Regions from separate parts of the Homo sapiens genome. Here region 1 is linked to region 2. A link is an interaction called in ENCODE POLR2A ChIA-PET data of the cell type or tissue named here. Cell type or tissue: PC-9. All regions are shown on one strand. Each heading gives the region's core, and the rest is flanking DNA. Links, peaks and the distances in the headings are about the cores only.

What was found. Peaks named below come from ENCODE experiments on the same cell type or tissue, not always from the same donor. Only the 100,000 strongest peaks of a DNase experiment are listed, where the experiment ranks them.
Region 1: POLR2A ChIA-PET joins it to region 2 with 8 read pairs; 2 of 35 experiments call an interaction of 5 or more read pairs at or near these places.

What each region holds. Positions count from the first base shown.
Region 1 is chr14:21,018,466-21,026,702 of GRCh38, reverse strand. NDRG2 (NDRG family member 2) reads left to right here and starts at 1,642. Exons shown (of 16, transcript NM_001320329.2): 1 at 1,642-2,673; 2 at 3,382-3,462; 3 at 3,798-3,839; 4 at 4,206-4,311; 5 at 4,521-4,641; 6 at 4,824-4,886; 7 at 5,859-5,919; 8 at 6,121-6,207; 9 at 6,727-6,783; 10 at 6,961-7,064; 11 at 7,543-7,587; 12 at 7,889-7,940; 13 at 8,199-8,237. The coding sequence starts at 3,388. MIR6717 (microRNA 6717) reads left to right here and starts at 3,317; the gene lies at 3,317-3,389. It also overlaps a transcript of TPPP2 not described here. RefSeq lists a silencer at 1,520-1,809 and an enhancer at 5,989-7,188. In PC-9, for the core only: no CTCF peak of the experiment used is centred there; a DNase peak (open chromatin) is centred at 5,512.
Region 2 is chr14:21,251,390-21,261,031 of GRCh38, reverse strand. All of the region lies in intron 2 of HNRNPC (heterogeneous nuclear ribonucleoprotein C), which reads left to right. Among named protein-coding and RNA genes, the nearest start is that of HNRNPC, 13 kb to the left of the region's middle. RefSeq lists an enhancer at 5,785-6,722. In PC-9, for the core only: no CTCF peak of the experiment used is centred there; no DNase peak of the experiment used is centred there; H3K27ac peaks cover 1,710 bases.

The sequences.
Region 1 (8,237 bases), core at 2,711-7,710, 240 kb after region 2:
GGGGGATGTAGGGGGAGCTCCTTAGATTTGGGGTTGTTGAAGGCTGGGTTTTAGCCCGACCAGTTTTCCTACTGTGGGTCACCTCCTCCCTCTTGGCCTCTCCTTCTTTCCAGTAGACCCTGCCAAGTGGGGATGAAAGGGGCATTGATGTTCCTTGGATGGGAGGGGTATTGCGGGTGGTGAGGGTGGTGGTGGGAGGGTGGTTCCCAGGCAGGAGGGGGCAGGGAAACTTGGGGGTCTTGGGGGGGCAGTCGGTGCTGGTGTTGCAGTTGGCAGCTCAAGTTCCATTGGCCATTGTTCCTGACTGGCCTGGCGCCCAGCCCCCGAAATGGCAACTCAGGAACCAGTCTGAAGGGGGTTGGGGTGGATATGATCCTGGGATTGGGGGAGCTACAAGGGGGGCAGGTGGGGAGAAATTCAGTCAGGTTTCCTTTTGCCTAAACAACTTCGAATTCCCTTAAGCCACATTTTTAATCAACTAACTCATTCCAGGGAGCCTTCCTCCGAGGGGCACAAGGAGAGCTCATTCCAGGGTGTGTGTGTGTGTGTGCGTGTGCGTGTGTGTGTAAAGTCTACAGTGGCAAACCCACTCGGGCACCGAGAGGGACGCGGCAGACCCTGAGACCATCCCCCGGGCATTGCGATTCAGCGGGCCTGAGCTGGTCTCCTATTCTGGGCCGGACTGGGAGGGGTTAGCGGCGAAGCCACAGGGTCTCTTGGGTCCCAGCCCAGGACACTGCGTCCTCCCCAAGCCCCTACTCCACCCCCGCAGGGTTAACTCCGCCCCTGCGCCTGTTTACCCAGGAGTCAGAGCCTCTGGGGGTCCCCGGCCCCTCCCCCGCGCCCCTTGAGGCATTGACCCCAGAGTCCCTGTTGGCCATCCTCTCCCCACCCCCCGCCTGCCCGCGATCGCCCTCTATTTATAGCGGCCCCCCGCATTCCCCGCCCCCACCTCCCCGCCTTGTTGTCCAACTTCTCCCGGAGCAGCCGGAGAGCAGGCGTCGGGACGCAGCAAAGAGAGGAGAGGTACCAGGACTCTGGGCACGAGGGAGTCGGAACTCCTGCGCCCTCGACGTTCCCCCGTGCCCCCTTTCGGCGCCAGCACACCTGCCCCTGCCAGCCGGCGAGACCCCCGCCTCCTCAGCGGCGGTCCCGCCCACCTCCTCCTTTCTTAATCTAGTTCTCTGTGTTCGGGCGGGGGGAGTCGAACTCGTGGGGTGTCAGTATCCCGGGTTCGTCTCCCCACTACCGGTTCCCACCACTGAGTCTGGGGGCGAAGGAAGGAGCCAGAGTGCAATTGCAGATCCAGGTCGTGGATGGGGCGGTGCTGAGGGCAGCCGAGGGATCCCTCTCAGGGCTGAGGGATCCCCGCACTCCCCACACCGCCCCAATGCGGGGAGGGGGTGGTGGAATGTTTTGGTGAGCCGAGCAGAGCCTGGAAGCGTCCAGCCGCCCGCCCCTCGCCCCCCGGCCCCAGCACAACCCTTTCCTGAGCGGCAGTCTGGGCGGGGTGAAAGGGGGGGCGTGTTTACTGGGGGTCTGGGGCGGGTCTGCGGGGAGCCTAGCGCCCGTGGGCGGGCTGGGGCGGGCCGGGGGCGGGTCTGCGGGAAGCCCGAGCCGGGGCGGGCCCGAGTCAAAGGCAAGTGAAGGTGGAAGCGGCCGCGGCGGCAGCAGGTAGGGGGAGGGGCAGGCGAGGGGCCGTAGGGCCTGGAAGGCGCCAGCCGGGCCGGCGGGCGGTGTGATTGATCCGCGTCCCCTGGAGCTGGAGGCTCGGGGGAAAGGGCCAGCACGGAGCGGGCGCTCGGTTGCTGCGCACAAAGGCTGAGGCTCCAAGAGCTGCAGGGCGTGTTTGGGGTGCGCGCGAGGTTGTGTGCAAGGTCCGGGGCGCTTGGCACCGGCCACGCAAGGGTGTCAGTCTCCACGCGGACGGGCTGCGTAGGGACTCGTAGGGACGGGTTCCGGGTGCTGGGCCCGGCCGGTCTCCTCTGTCCTACCCATCCCTTCCCGATGGCGCTTGCCTTCGCGGGCCGTCGGGGGAGAACGGGAGAAGATTGTGGGACCGCTCTCCTCTCCCTTTCTCCACTCGTGGGACCTACACGGAGACTGAGTAGAGGAGAGAAGCGACGGCACCAATCTTTGTGTTTGTTTTTAAATTGTGGAGGGAAACAGCCATGCTCTGCTACCCTCCTCTTACTGGAGAGCTGTCAAAAATTTTGGGGATCCCCTATTCCCCCGCGTTTAGTCCCCCTGCAGATAGAAAATTGAGGCCAAATGTAGTAACTAACTGGGGCAAGGTCACACTGGGAGTGGCAGAGCCGGGATTCGAATCCGGAGGTTCTGACAGGGCCACCCTCTTACCTCCACATCAGCACTTCCTTCTCTCCTCCGCGCAGCCTGAACTGATGCCCTTGTAGCCTATATTGATTCCGGCTCGAGCCTAGAGAGGACGTGTTCTCTGGACTTAGGGGTAGACAGACACTGGGGAGGGTTAGTGACCCGAGGAGGTTGATGACCCTGGGAGTCTGGGTCTTGGCTGAGGCTTTCCGTCCCTGAAAGACCCCAGGTCTGTCTCCCATGTCATTCACCTCGTTGCTGTGTTTTCTCAGACCCCAGAGTCAGAAGGAGTGAGAACCCTGACCCCTAATCCCACTGCATCCAGCCAATAGGAGCCCAGTAAGTGACCCCACCCCGCAGGCTGCAGGCTCCTTCCTGTGCAGGTCTGTCCAGGTGCTCTGCTCCTCACCCACTAATGTTGAACTTGCGGAGTTTATTCAGAGTTGGGAGGAAGGGTCTTGGGAGGAAGGGAGGCATTGGGTTGGTTGGACAGATGTCCCTTTTATGTTGTTTTCCCCACCTCCCCCATTGGTCATGTTGCTTTGGTCATTTTTAGCCCCCTTTGAGCTGCCGACTTTGGGGCTTTAATTGAAGGTCATGGTCAATTGTGAACTCTCACAGTCCCGTCTTTTGGTACCCTGTCCTTTAGAATACTCAGTCACTGAGCTACAAGTTTCACTCCCTACCTGAGAGTGTGGGGTGGCCCCTAAATATAGCCCGAGAAATCTGAGCTACACTTCTGCCCCACCCTGGTATTTTGGTCCAGGGCAGAGGAGGGAGGGGTCTGGAGGTGTGGTGTTGAGGGTGGCAGTGGGGATGGTGAGTATCAAGAGAAGGGCTGTCCTGATTCCTCTTCCAAAGCTTCCACCGATCAGCCTGGAAACGGAGCTGGGGGCAGGAAAGGCCCTCTGTGTGTTCTAGAGTAGTCTTCAACCCCTGGGTCCCTCTGTTCCCTGCATCTTCCTGTGCTGAGAGAGGAAGCCTGGTGTTTGAGGCGATGTGGGGATGTAGAGACAACTTCCCAGTCTCATTTCCTCATCCTGCCAGGCCACCATGGCGGAGCTGCAGGAGGTGCAGATCACAGAGGAGAAGCCACTGTTGCCAGGACAGACGCCTGAGGCGGCCAAGGTTATTAGAGACCGTTTGACTCCCATGCCCAAATTCCAGACCTCTAAGCATCCCCCTTGCCTTCTAACTTCCCAAGCGTACTGATCTTATTCTAACTCACACCACTGCTTCACCACTACCCTAGTCTCTCTCCCCATACACTATAATTGGGAGTCAGGCCCTTGTCTCGTCACTACACTAACCTTCATCCTTTCCGTGTCTCTCTTTGTCAATCTCTTTCTGTCTTTGGTCATTTGTTGGTCTGTCTTTACTTGCCTCTCTTTGTCTGTTTGTCTCTCCATCTGGGACGCCACATGGTCATGTGTTTCTGTGTGAATCCGTGTGTGTCTCTCCAGGAGGCTGAGTTAGCTGCCCGAATCCTCCTGGACCAGGGACAGGTAACAGTGTGGGGGCAGTCCCAAGGTGGGAGGAGGGGCTGTCCTCTTCCCCAGTAGAAGGATGGCCTCTGCTTGGCCCTCTCTTCTCTCTTTGCTTTCTTTCCTTCTATTCTAGTCCTTTCCCTTCCCTATCTCTCCCCTCTCCTTCCTTCCCCTCCTCTTCTCTCTCTAATCTTCATTATTCTTTCTTATCCTCAAACTCATCTTCCGGTATCATGTTTTCCTCAATTCTTGCTGATCCTGTTTTTAATTCTTTGTTCCCTTTTCCCTCTTGCCCACCCACTCCCAGCTCCCTGACCTTGGTGTTGCTCCTTTTCTGGCCTCGTCTCCTCTGAGCCTAGCTCTTGGTGCCCTGTTTTCCTGCAGACTCACTCTGTGGAGACACCATACGGCTCTGTCACTTTCACTGTCTATGGCACCCCCAAACCCAAACGCCCAGCGATCCTTACCTACCACGATGTGGGACTCAACTGTAAGGACCTTCATTCATCTCCCACTCCTGTCTGGGAAGAGGCTGTGGGGGAAGGGTAGAAATGAAACCCAGAGGGAGGGGAGGGGTCAGTGTGGGAAGGAGAAGTTCTCTCCTGGTCTGACTGTGGCATGAAAGGAAGGGTGAGTTCTGACTGGGGGACACGAGTCCCTGTCTGATTCTATTGTTGAGGTGATGTGGGTTCTCTTTAGATAAATCTTGCTTCCAGCCACTGTTTCAGTTCGAGGACATGCAGGAAATCATTCAGAACTTTGTGCGGGTTCATGTGGATGCCCCTGGAATGGAAGAGGGAGCCCCTGTGTTCCCTTTGGGGTAAGAGTTAGGTCGTTACTGCTTCACCAGACTGTGAGGAACAGGACAGGTGCGGGAAAGGTTCGACTGGGGAGGAGGAAAGGGAGGGCAGTGGTTATTCTGGGAGAGAATGAGTAGGACATCCTGAGGTGGGGGGTGTGAGGGCAGGTTGGTATCTTCCTTAACATGCCTCTCTTTTCCAGATATCAGTACCCATCTCTGGACCAGCTTGCAGACATGATCCCTTGCGTCCTGCAGTACCTAAAGTGAGAGGCCTGGGAACCCCTCCAAACCAGAGTTCTCTTTCCAGCACAAGGAGACCCTTAGAACTTCCAGGTTCACCGTGGTTCCTGAGCCAGTTTCAGCTTCTGAACTCAATATATCTTCTTCCTTCATGCTCCCGCCTTGATTATTGAGAAAAGGTGGTGGGTTTGGAAAATTGGCCAGAGTCAACAGAATAGCCCTAATGGGTGGAGGGAAGGAAAAGGGTCTATGCTTGGCCCTGCCTCAGGCTAAGGAGGGCCTTCTCTGATCAGAAAGTCAGGGAGGAATGAAAGGGGGTGACATAATCCCTGAGGAACCAGATAGACCTGTCTCTTTCTCTCCCACTCCCCTCTCCTTCATGCCCACACCTGGTGGATGGGGAGCTCTGCGGGTGAGAGAGAGTTGGGGAAGGAAGAGAACACCAGACCAAGTGTCTTTGGTATTCAGAGGGAGGTGCTGGCCCCTGGGTGCTGTTCTTAGCTAAGCTTCTCCTAGGCACCAGGGCTCAGCAGCTCTGGTTCACCACTTTGCCACTCTTTTCCTCATTCTCTCCATTGTTCACTAAAATTGTGTCTGTTTTCACATTTGCTTTAAGTTCCATTCTTCCCGTTCCTCTAGAGGAACCAGGAACTAAAGCAGAACAAGTTGAACTGGCTCTTGAAAATTGAGAATGGACAAAGAGCTATCTATATGGGAAAACAGTGTGTTGGTTGGCTGGTGGATGGGTGTTTGTTTTTAAGACACTAGCTCTCCAGCAGAAAGCTGGGGATAGACTTCAGGTATCTACCCTGACTACCCGTGCCAACCTTTGGCTTCTTGGGCCCTTCTTTTTCGCGTCCTCCAAAGAAAGGTCCGTGTCTGCCTTTCTTTGTGCCCGTGGACTCAGGAGGGAGGGTGAAGAGTTTGAAGAGATGGGCTGTGGCAGGTTTTGGACAGCAGATCCCATGAGGCGTATATTTCTTTCCCTTTCACAGTTTCTCTACAATAATTGGAGTTGGTGTTGGAGCTGGAGCCTACATCCTGGCGAGATATGCTGTAAGAAATAAAAAGCCCAGAGGAGGGAAAGGAGGGTCCAGACTGATTAGGAGAATACTGTTTATTAGTGCTGTTTGGGGGAGGAAGTGGGCACTAGGTGGGGAGTCAGGCCCTGTGGGAGTCCAGGAGTGGGTCGAGCTTAGCGGGGAGGGGATAAGGCCATGCCCTGTTTCTCATTTCCTTCCTTCTGCTGTCCCTCAGCTTAACCACCCGGACACTGTTGAAGGTCTTGTCCTCATCAACATTGATCCCAATGCCAAGGGTTGGATGGATTGGGCAGCCCACAAGGTTTGGAGGGGCCTGTGTGCTGAGACCTACGGTTGGGGATCCCCTCGTATGGATCCAGTTAGGCTCTGGTAGATAGCCTAACTGGATGGACTCTGAACTTCAAGGAGGGAGTAAAGGGGCAGGAAAGTGAAGCTGTCACTTTGCCTGAGTCTCTTATAATATCCTGAACTTTCTTTTTCTTTTTCTTTTTTTTTTTTTTTTTGAGATGGTGTCTCACTCTGTTGCCAAGGCTGGAGTGCAGTGGCTTGATCTTGGCTCACTGCAACCTCTGCTTCCTGGGTTCAAGTGATTCTCCTGCCTCAGCCTCCCAAGTAGCTGGGATTACAGGCACCCGCCACCACGCCTGGCTAATATTTGTATTATTAGTAGAGATGGGGTTTCACCATCTTGGCCAGGGTGGTCTTGAACTCCTGACCTCGTGATCCACCCGCCTCGGCCTCCCAAAGTGCTGGGATTACAGACGTGAGCCACTGTGCCTGGCCAATACCCTGAACTTTCTCACCTGCCTTCTCCTCATAGCTAACAGGCCTCACCTCTTCCATTCCGGAGATGATCCTTGGACATCTTTTCAGCCAGGTAAGTGGGTGTAGGAGATGTAGAAGAGTCGACGGGAGCAGCAGGGAACTTGAATGCTTGGGCTAACTTCCTTAGCTGGGACAGGATTTGGGGAAGGAAGAAGGCTTACCTCTTTTCCTCCAGTAATTGTTGTTTTCTCTTTCCATCCCTAATTTTTCTCCTTGTTCTCTCCTTCAGGAAGAGCTCTCTGGAAATTCTGAGTTGATACAAAAGTACAGAAATATCATTACACATGCACCCAACCTGGATAACATTGAATTGTACTGGAACAGCTACAACAAGTGGGTGGGCTGTGTGTGTATGCATGTGAGAGAAATGCAGAAGCAGTAATTGGGCGTCATGGGGGAGGCACAGAGGAGGAGAGGGAAGTCTGGGTAGTGTGCAATGTGCAAGGAATGCAGCATTTAGTGTGCAATGGGGGCAGCTTCAGGACAGAGTCAGTGGGAAGGATTGCAAGGGGCTGTCCCCCTTCTCTTGTTTACCTCCTTTGGATTATTGGACTCCCAGAAGTAAGATGATCTTGTGTCCTGTGTCCTTCCTCCCCTTTTGTTGCCCTCTGACCAGGGATCTAGGGCACAAGTGACTATAGGGGCTGTGCTTGGGGCCTGCCTGCCCCTTTCTCCTTTGGTTTCCACCTTTAATAACCAAGATTTGACCGTAATTTTTAGACAAAGATAGTTCCATCATGGGAGAGATAGCTTATATCTGGTTAGATAGCATTGCCCACCTAAAATTCCTACTCTTTTAACCCCTTTCTAGCCGCCGAGACCTGAACTTTGAGCGTGGAGGTGATATCACCCTCAGGTAAGACTTTAAGAGATAATGCATTGCCTGTCTCCCTGGATCTTCCCTAGGAGCTTGTGTCCCTTAGAAGAAGGAGAATCTTTTGCCAGGGAACTTCCTTGTCATGTCCCACCCCATCCTATTTGGTAAATCACTTCCCTCTAGGTCTTCCCCCTTTGAATCCTCTTGGTGGCATCAGCAGGGAGACACAGAAGTGTCTTTCCTCTTTGGAGCCAGATATTTTTCCAGCTGCACTCCTAGGCAGAGGCCAGTGAGGGAGTGCCAGGGGCTCACTGCCTTCTCCCCAACACTGTGTCTTTAGGTGTCCTGTGATGCTGGTGGTAGGAGACCAAGCACCTCATGAAGATGCAGTGGTTAGTAGGGAATTTTGGGGTGAGTGAGGGAGGAGGGTTGGGGTCCTAAAGTGGTGGTCAGAAGAGTATCTTGCCAAGGGGATGTCCTGTTTGGCACAGGGAGATCAACTTTGGGGCACTAAGAATTTGATTCCTGGTAAGGAGGAACTGGGTAGGGAGCTGATAGAAAAGGGACTGGGGTCTGGGTTCCTGGGTCCCTTACGGGGGAGGCGCCACAGTGGGCGTGACCTCATTCATTCAGCCTCCTGCTTACTCCAGGTGGAATGTAACTCAAAACTGGACCCCACCCAGACCTCG
Region 2 (9,642 bases), core at 2,036-7,035:
ATGTGATTATCCACTGCACTCCAGGCTGGGCAACATAATGAGACCCCATCTTTTTTTTTTTTTTTTTTTTTGAGACAGTCTCGCTCTGTTTCCCAGGCTGGAGTGCAGTGGTGCCATCTTGGGTCACTGCAACCTCCACCTCCCGGGTTCAAGCGATTCTCCTGCCTCAGCCTCCCGAGTAGCTGAGACTACAGGCACGGACCACCATGCACGGCTAATTTCTGTATTTTTAGTAGTGACGAGGTTTCACCATGTTGGCCAGGCTGGTCTCAAACTCCTGATCTCATGGTCTGCCCGCCTCGGCCTCCCAAAGTGCTGGAATTACAGGCATGAGCCACTGCACCTGGCCTTAAATTTTTCTATTTTTAGTAGAGACAGGGTTCAGTAGAGATGCCATGTTGGCCAGGATGGTCTCAAGTTCCTGACCTCAGGTGATCCACCCGCCTCAGCCTCCTGAAGTTTTGGGATCACAGGTGTGAGCTGCCGCACCCAGCGAGACCCCATCTCTTTTTAAAAAAAGAAAGCATGCAGAAATGGTTACCTAACTAACCCTGAGAGGTCAGGGAATCCTTTTTTTATTATTTTTATTTATAACTTTAAATTTATAAATTTATTCCTTCTACCTTAATCACATAAAGGGATTTTTTTTTTTTTTTTTTTTTAAATAAGACGGAGTCTCGCTCTGTCACCTAGACTGGAGTGCAGTGGTGTGATCTTGGCTCACCACAACCTCTGCCTCCTGGTTTCAAGCAGTTCTCTGTCTCAGCCTCCCGAGTACCTGGGATTACAGGCACCTGCTACTATGCCCGGCTAATTTTTTTTTTTTTTTTTTGAGATGGAGTCTTGTTCTGTTGCCCAGGCTGGAGTGCAGTGGCACGATCTCGGCTCACTGCAAGCTCTGCCTCCCAGGTTCACGCCATTCTCCTGCCTCAGCCTCCCAAGTAGCTGGGACTACAGGCGCCCGCCACTACGCCCGGCTAATTTTTTTGTATGTTTAGTAGAGACGGGGTTTCACCGTTTTAGCCGGGATGGTCTCGATCTCCTGACCTCGTGATCCGCCCGCCTCGGCCTCCCAAAGTGCTGGGATTACAGGCGTGAGCCACCGCGCCCGGCCCACCTGACTATTTTTTATTGTTTTTTTTTTTTTTTGGTGGAGACAGGTCTCATTTTGTTTCCCAGGCTGGTCTCAAAAACTCCTGGAAGATTTTAATTTTTAGGAATGTCTTTCTAATAACAGTATGGAAATGGTGTAGAGGAAATGAGATTGGAAGTAGGAGATTAATAAAGGAGATATTAAAATCCAAGAAAGAATAACGACCTGGCTTGGACAAAGGTAATGCTATGAGATTAGAGATTAGGAGGTAAAATTAGGAGCATCTCAGGATGGATGTGATAAGGTGGACAAGAACACAGATTTGGCATGATTGCTGGTTTCTAGCTTCTGGGATAGGGATAGATATTGGGGAATGAATGAAGGGAGCAGATTATAGTTTGAGGGTGGGAAAAAGAATATTTTAAACATCTTGGAGGTATTCAAGGAACATTCAAGTATAAGATGTTTTATTAAGTATCTGAGTACTATTTGAAAATCATTAGGTTTGGGCATATAGGGATGAACAAAACATGTCCCCTGCCCTCTTAGATATTATAGATCATTGAGGGAAGAAACAAAGTAAATGGCACTTTTCACAGTAAGGATCGATGAAGGAAAAGAAGAGCGTGGATGAGAAGATGGCAAGGGAACCAAAATTAGAACATGGAATTTGGGGGATGCTGCCAGGGAAGCTTAGCTACGTGGAAGTAGCTAATGGTGAAGCTCATTCTGTAAGAAAACCATATGTGAAAGCACAGATAATGAGGGGGAACAAGACTTGGCCTCCAAGTAAGAAATAATACTGGAAAATAATTACCAAGAATACATAGATGAGGGATGGAGTTAGAGAGGTAGGCAAGGACCAAACATTTCATAGCACGGGACCTTAGAGGGTCTTGTTTAAGATCCTGTCTTGGGCACAAGTAGAATCTATTGAAGGATTTTGAAGAAGAGGTCTGGTTTATCTTCTGTTGTGTAGGGAATATTAGTGATGAGAACTAAGAGGGCAAGTAGGGCAGTAAGTTTGGAGACCTATTAGAGTAGGCCACTGTCTCAATCTCTTGAAGAAAATAATCATCCCAAGCCTAACAATAACTTGCCCTGGTTTTTCAAATGAGTTTTTATTGGGTGTATTAATGAGCAAAATCAGTCTGAGTAAGATAGGTTGAGAACTGATGAGGCTCCAGGAAATTACTAATTATTTCTGATACCTTGTTGGGTCATATAATGGCTTTCTGATTTGGCAGAAAAAAGTAGCAGGACATTAATTTATGGAAGTATTCTAAACACTTGACTATGTCCAACACTGTTAAAGTTGTGAGTTTGTGTTAACTTAATCATCATCAAAACCTTGAGTAGGAGTAGATACTGTTATTCATGTTTTAGAGGTGAGAATATTGGAGTACAGAATTTAAATAACTTGCCTAAAGTTAAACTGCTTTAGTGGTTTAGCATGGATTCAACCCTGGGATTAAGGGTGCAGATTTCAACACTTAATGATAGTAGACTCCTTTCGTCACTTTGATATGTTGAACTTTTTTTTTTTTTTGAGACATAGTCTCGCTCTGTCACCAGGCTGGAGTGCAGTGGCATGATCTCTGGCTCACTGCAACCTCCGCCTCCTGGGTTCAAGCGATTCTTGTGCCTCCGCCTCCTGAGTAGCTGGGATTGCAGGCATGCACCACCACACCCAGCTAATTTTTATATTTTAGTAGAGATGGGGTTTCACCATGTTGGCCAGGCTGGTCTAGAAATCCTGACCTCGTGATCCGCCCACCTCGATTTCCCAAAGTGCTGGGATTACAGGCGTGAGCCACTGTGTCCGGCTGAGCATTCTAGAAAAACAGATTTTAGTTTGGTTAAAGTTCCAAAGAACAACTTTGGACTTTTATTATTAAAATTTTAAAACTAAATATGTTTATATTTTTGCCCTTGATTTCCCAACACCTTAAATGGCTTAAAGATGTGTATATGTGCAAGGTAGTTAATGTTTAGGTAGATGTATCTTGGTAAAATGTTACCATGGTTGTGATGGCATTGTTAATAGGGAAGCAAGCACATTTTAAAAGTGAGCTTTAGGCCAGTTGCAGCAGTTTATGCCTATAATCCCAGCACTTTGGGAGGCTGAAGTTGGAGGATAGCTTAAGGCCAGGAAAGTCTGGCAACATAGCAAGAGCCTGTCTACAAAAAGCTGGGCACGGTGGCACACAGCTGTAGTGTAGCTCCCTGGGAGGCTGAGGCGGTAGAATTAATTGAGTTCAGGAGTTTGAGGTCAGTGTGAGTTATGATTGCGCCACTGTACTCCAGCCTGGGTGACAAGAGTGAGACCCTATCTCTTAAAGTAAAAAAACAAAAGTGAGCTATCTTTTTTTTTTTTCTAAGACTTATAAAACCGAAGTGAACTTCAGTTAGAAAAAAATTATTTGTGGTTAAAAAAGAACCACGGAGACGGATGCATTAACTAAGCCCAGGGGTCCTTTTTCAATCCTCATCTCACTTGACCTGTTGGTTCCATTTAACCAGATCTCTTCCTTGAAACGTTTTTATTTTTTTTTTACTTTGCTTCCAGGTTTTTGTTACATGTTTCTGTTACATGTTAAACTTCTTTCTGTTGGAGTGCCCCATGGTTCAGTCCTTCCACTTCTCTTTTCTGTCCACACTCTGGGTCCAATTTCATTCAGATTCATTCATGATGTAATATACCACCTATAAGCTGATTTCGACACTTAAGATCAACAGCCTATACTTTTCTTTCGAATGTCATACCAATTCAGTTTACCTGCATGACAACTCTGTTGAATATCCAATATGTCAACTTAAAAGTGCAAAACTGTGCTCCTGATGTTCATGCCTCAAACCAGTCTCTTGTGTACTGTTGCCTTTTTCAGTTAATGAAACAATTTTTGTGTCTCTTGGGCCAAAGATTTTGGCTAGCCATCCTTGACTTTTACTCTTCTCACCTTTGGCCTATTAGAAAATCATGTTGGCCAGGTGTGGTAGCTCAGGCCTGTAATCCCAGCACTTTGGGAGGCTGAGGGAGGCGCATCGCTTGAGCTCAGGGGTTTGAGACCGGCCTGGGCAACATGGTGAAACCCTGTCTCTTCAAAAATATACAAAAATTAGCCAGGAGTGGTGGCAAGTGTCTGTAGTCCCAGCTACTTGAGAGACAGGCATGAGAATCGCTTGAGCCCAGGAAGCAGAGGTTGCAGTGAGCCGAGATCGCACCCGCACCATTGCACTCCAGCCTGGGTGACAGAGCAAGACCCTATCACAAAAAAAAGAAAGGAAAAAATGCTGTCAGCTCTTCAAAATATACCACTACTCATACTGTCGACACTTGGTCCAATTTCAAGCCACCCTTGTCTCCTGTGCATTATTATATATAATAGGTTTGTATTTCTTTTGTCCCTCCCCACTAGTTTTGTTCTTAAAAGTGATAGCTAGATTGATCCTAAAATGTATTGTTTGAAGGATTTTTTTTTTGGGGGGGAGATGGAGTTTTGCTCTCTTTGCCCAGGCTGTAGTGCAGTGGTGCGAGCTCGGCTCACCGCAACCTCTGCCTCCCGGGTTCAAGCAGTTCTCCTGCCTCAGCCTTCCAAGTAGCTGGGATTACAGGCACCAGCCACCAAGCCCAGCTAATTTGTTTTTTATTTTTAGTAGAGACAGGGTTGCACCATGTTGGCCAGGATAGTCTCGATTTCTTGACCTTGTGATCTGCCCGTCTCTGCCTCCCCAAAGTGCTGGGATTACAGGCGTGATCCACCACGCCTGGCCATTGAAAAATGTTTTGCCTGAAAACAAACAACCTAATGGCTGCCTTTTTCAGCATTGAAGTCAAAAATTTTTCTGTGATTTACAGGGCATCCCACGTGATTTGTTGTGTCCCTTCCCTTGCTGTTAATATACTGTGCTTCAGCCACACTGGCCTTCTTAACTGTATTGAACACATTGGATATGTTTCCACTTTAGGGCTTTTCCTTGGAATTTTCTCTGACTCATACAGTTTGGTTCCTCAGTTCCTCTGAGACTTTTTACTCAGAAGCTACCCCCTTAGTGATGTGTCTTCCCTTATTTAGCGCTTTAAGCTCCCCTTCTCCTAAATACTCTTTAGCACTTATCACCAACTGTAGAATTTGTTTTTTTCTATGTAAAGACATAAGAGATATGTCCAGAAATACATATGCCAAACAATTAACATTGATTGCCTCTGGGCAAGAAGTGGGATTTAGGAGATTTGAAACTTGTGTACTATGTGCTTAAGACTATTATAATGATCAATGTGGTAGTATTTTCCTTCTAATTAAAAAGCTTAAAAATGTACATCAACTCTTGTGATTCTGTGTGGGCATAAATAGCATAGCTAGTCTGTGTAATAGGGGTTTAGTAAGCAGTGTTAATAGTTGAAGAAACTGCTTTAAAAGGTTTAGCTGTGATAGAGTCGAGTTAGCATTTGAGCACATAGACTACCGTGTTGCCTGTATCAACATTTGGGAGAGCTTGACCATTTTAAAAATATGTATTCTCTACTGAGAAAGCATGGCTATTTGTAAGAGGTAGAGTGAATTAGAGAACTTTTTTTTTATTATTTCTACCTAATCTGATTCTGACTTTACCAGTCTGAAATATTCTTCCTGTTTTCTAATTATATTGACCTATGGCTCCTGAGTTGATTTTAAAACTGAAAAAACTCCAGGAGTTCATTGAACCAGATTTAGGCTTTTCTGGCTAGTCTTGAATAACATTTAGGAGTTTAGTAGAGTACATTTTGAACAAAAATTTTCCTCCAGTCCTCTAACTAAAATAGGTATTCTGAAGAGGATAAACTATTCATAATGCATTGTCACTCCCTATATTGATCCTTTAAATAAAATCTTCACATAAGTGGGTTTTCTAGCTTCAGAGCGAGAAGAAAAGTTTTCTCATGCTATTACCCTTAAGTTTGTGGAATTCATGCTAGAGTTATGGCTATGCTGTTTAAAATGGAGTTTTTCTGGTTTTTTTTTTTGTTTTTTTTTTGAGACTAGAGTCTCGCTCTGTTGCCCAGGCTGGAGTGCAATGGCACGATCTTGGCTCACCGCAACCTCCGCCTACCGCAACCTCCGCCTCCCGGATTCAAGTGATTCTCCTGCCTCAGCTTCCCGAGTAGCTGGGATTACAGGCGCCTGCCACCACGCCTGGCTAATTTTTGTATTTTTACAAGAGACAGGGTTTCACCATGCTGGCCAGGCTGGTCTCGAACTCGCGACCTCAGGCAATCCGCCCATCTCGGCCTCCCAAAGTGCTGGGATTACAGGCGTGAGCCACCGCAGCTTGCTAAAATGGAGTTTTATTACTCCTTTGAAAAGGAATACTAGTCAAGTGACTGAAGATTGATGTGGATTTGGGAGAGGAGGTACCTCATCTTTATCTTACCTTTGATCCGAATAAAGTAATACATGCTCATAGAACATTTTTAGAAAATACAGCTATCCAAAGATAACATTTGGGGTGTTCTTCCAGGCTTTTTGGGGCTTATATAAACTTCAAAAAGCACTGTCATACAGCATATATATTTAAGTAATAATTTTAAATTTAACCTGAATAGCTTATGTTAGTAGATACAGATCTCTGAAAAATTTGTAGTAGTTACATAGTATTATATACTCTATAATACTACATGGTACATTGTATACTTGTACTATATTTTATTTTACCAATACACTGTTGTACTCGTCCCCATTTTTTCTTTTGTAAACAAAGCTTTGGACAGTCAAAACTACAGTTGTGCATATCTTTATTTTCTTACATTTAAGCCCCAGAAATATAATTATTCAAGGGTATGCACATCTTTTTTGCCGGGGAGGTGGGCAGAGTATGCACTTTTTTTTTTTTTTTTTTTGAGACGGAATCTCACTCTAGCCCAGGCTGGAGTGCAGTGGCATGGTCTCACTGCAAGCTCCCTCTCCCGGGTTCATGCCATTCTCCTGCCTCAGCCTCCTGAGTAGCTGGGACTATAGGTGCGTGCCAACACACCCAGCTAATTTTTTAATTTTTTTTTGGTAGAGACGGGGATTCACCGTGTTAGCCAGGATGGTGTCGATTTGCTGACCTCGTGATCTGCCCGCCTTAGCCTCCCAAAGTGCTGGGATTACAGGCCTGAGCCACCGCGCCTGGCCGCACATTTTAAAAAGTTCTTAAGTTTGTTCTCCAGAAGCTAATAAGTTTAGCAATTTATTGGCAGTGTTAGCGGCCACTAATACTTAATTTCTAGTTTTGTGAATTACTTTGGATCTTTTGCTTTAAGATTTGACCCTGTATTATTCTGAAGGATTTGCTAAGTTTTTAAGTTGAATAGTAAAAATGTTGATAGATTTTGAGTGAAACATTGATACAATGTTGTCTATATTTCTGTGTATAGTTTGAGATTCACATGTAATTTTTGTTTTCAGGTGCATGCACATCTTTGGTGCTATCTTTTTTTTTTTTTTTTTTTTTTTTGAGATGGAGTCTAGAGGTTGGAGTGCAGTGGCGTGATCTCTCTCACTGCAAGCTCCGCCTCCTGGGTTCACGCCATTCTACTGCCTCAGCCTCTGGAGTAGCTGGGACTACAGGCATCCAGCTAATTTTTTGTATTTTTTTTTTTTTTTAGTAGAGATGGGGTTTCACCATATTGGCCATAATGGTCTTGATCTCCTGACTTCATAATTCACCTGCCTTGGCCTCCCAAAGTGCTGGGATTACAGGCGTGAGCCACCGCGCCTGGCCAGTCTTTTTTTTTTTTTTTTTAAAGACAGAGTCTTGCTCTGTTGCCAGGCTGGAGTGCAGTGGTGCGATCCCGGCTCACTGCAACTTCCACCTCCCAGGTTCAAGCGATTCCCTTGCCTCAGTCTCCTGAGTAGCTGAGATTACAGTTACGCTCCACCACGCCCGGCTAATTTTTGTATTTTTAGTAGAGATGGGGTTTCACCATGTTGGCCAGGATGGTCTTGATCTCTTGACCTTGTGATCTGCCGGCCTCGGCCTCCCAAAGTGCTGGGATTACAGGTGTGAGCAACTGCACCCGCCTGGTGCTATCTTTTAATTGTGAAAAAATTTCACATACACAAAAGAGAATAGTATAATGAACTTCCATGTACTTGTCTCACTTTAATAATCCTTGGCCAGCCTTTTTGTTTGTATCTACATCTCCCCATCCACCCCCTTCCCATGTTATTTTGAAGCAAATTCTTGATACATTTCATCTGTAGATATTTCAGTGTGTATTTTAAAAAGAATTAGGACTTAACCACAATTATCCCACCAAAAACGTTTAATAAATTAACTATTTTAATACTAAACATATTTAGAGGCCTGGCATGGTGGCTCATGCCTGTAATGCCAGCTCTTTGGGAGGCCAAGGTGGGCACATCACTTCAGGCCAGGAGTTCGAGACCAGCCTGGCCAATGTGGTGAAACCCTGTCTCTGCTAAGAATACAAAAAAATTACCTGGGTAGGGCAGTGCATGTGTGTAATCCCAGCTACTTGGAAGTCTGAGGCAGAAGGATCCCTTGAACTCAGGAGGCAGAGGTTGCAGTGAGCCAAGATACTGCCACTGCACTCCAGCCTGGGTGATATTGTGAGACTTAAAACAAAAACAACAACAAAAAAAGACCAACAAGTCCATTTAGTATCAGAAGTACTACCCTGAGAACTGAGTAAGGCATTCCTCAATGCTGTTTTATTTCTACGGGGATAACATGGTTGGTGGGGTCTTTTTGTTTATTTGTTCTTTTGCTAACAGTCCTGTATGGAATTTTGGAAGTGTTGTTTACTAAAGGTAGGTTTTGAAATTTTCTTAGGAGTTGGGGGTCTTATGGTTATACTCATTGGTGATAAAAATCAAACCTTTTACTATTCTCAAATTTAGATATAATCTCCTGTTTTGGCTGTTTAAGAGAATACTGTAATAACTTTAAGCCAAATATCCTTGTTAAAAATTATTCTGGGCTGCTAGGTTATTATTTTGTTATACCTGTCTAAAATCTTATCCATAATTTAGAAATTTTAAAATCTCTGACAAATTTTGCATTTGACACCAAGACTCAATTTGGCAAAAAAAACTGATCTTAACTGATGTGAGATTATTTATGTTCTATGTGTGAAATTTACTGAAAATTTATATGTATTCCTGCAGAAATATTTGATGTGGTAACTGTGCTCTCCCAGATGCTACACAACAAAAAAAGCATAGTATTTCTAAAATCTGAGACTATTTTTCCTAATACGTGTGTCTTTTTTTTTTGAGACGGAGTCTCTGTTGCCCAGGCTGGAGTGCAGCGGCGCAGTCTTGGCTCACTGCAACCTCCACTTCCCGGGTTCAAGCAGTTCTCCTGCCTCATCCTCCCAAGTAGCTGGGATTACAGGCACCCACCACTACCACGCTTGGCTAGATTTTGTATTTTTAGTGGAGACAGGGTTTCACCGTGTAGGCCAGGCTGGTCTGGAACTCCTGACCTCAAGTTATCTGCCCGCCTCTGCCTCCCAAAGTGTTGGGAGTACAGGTGTGAGCCACCACACCTGGCTGCAAGCA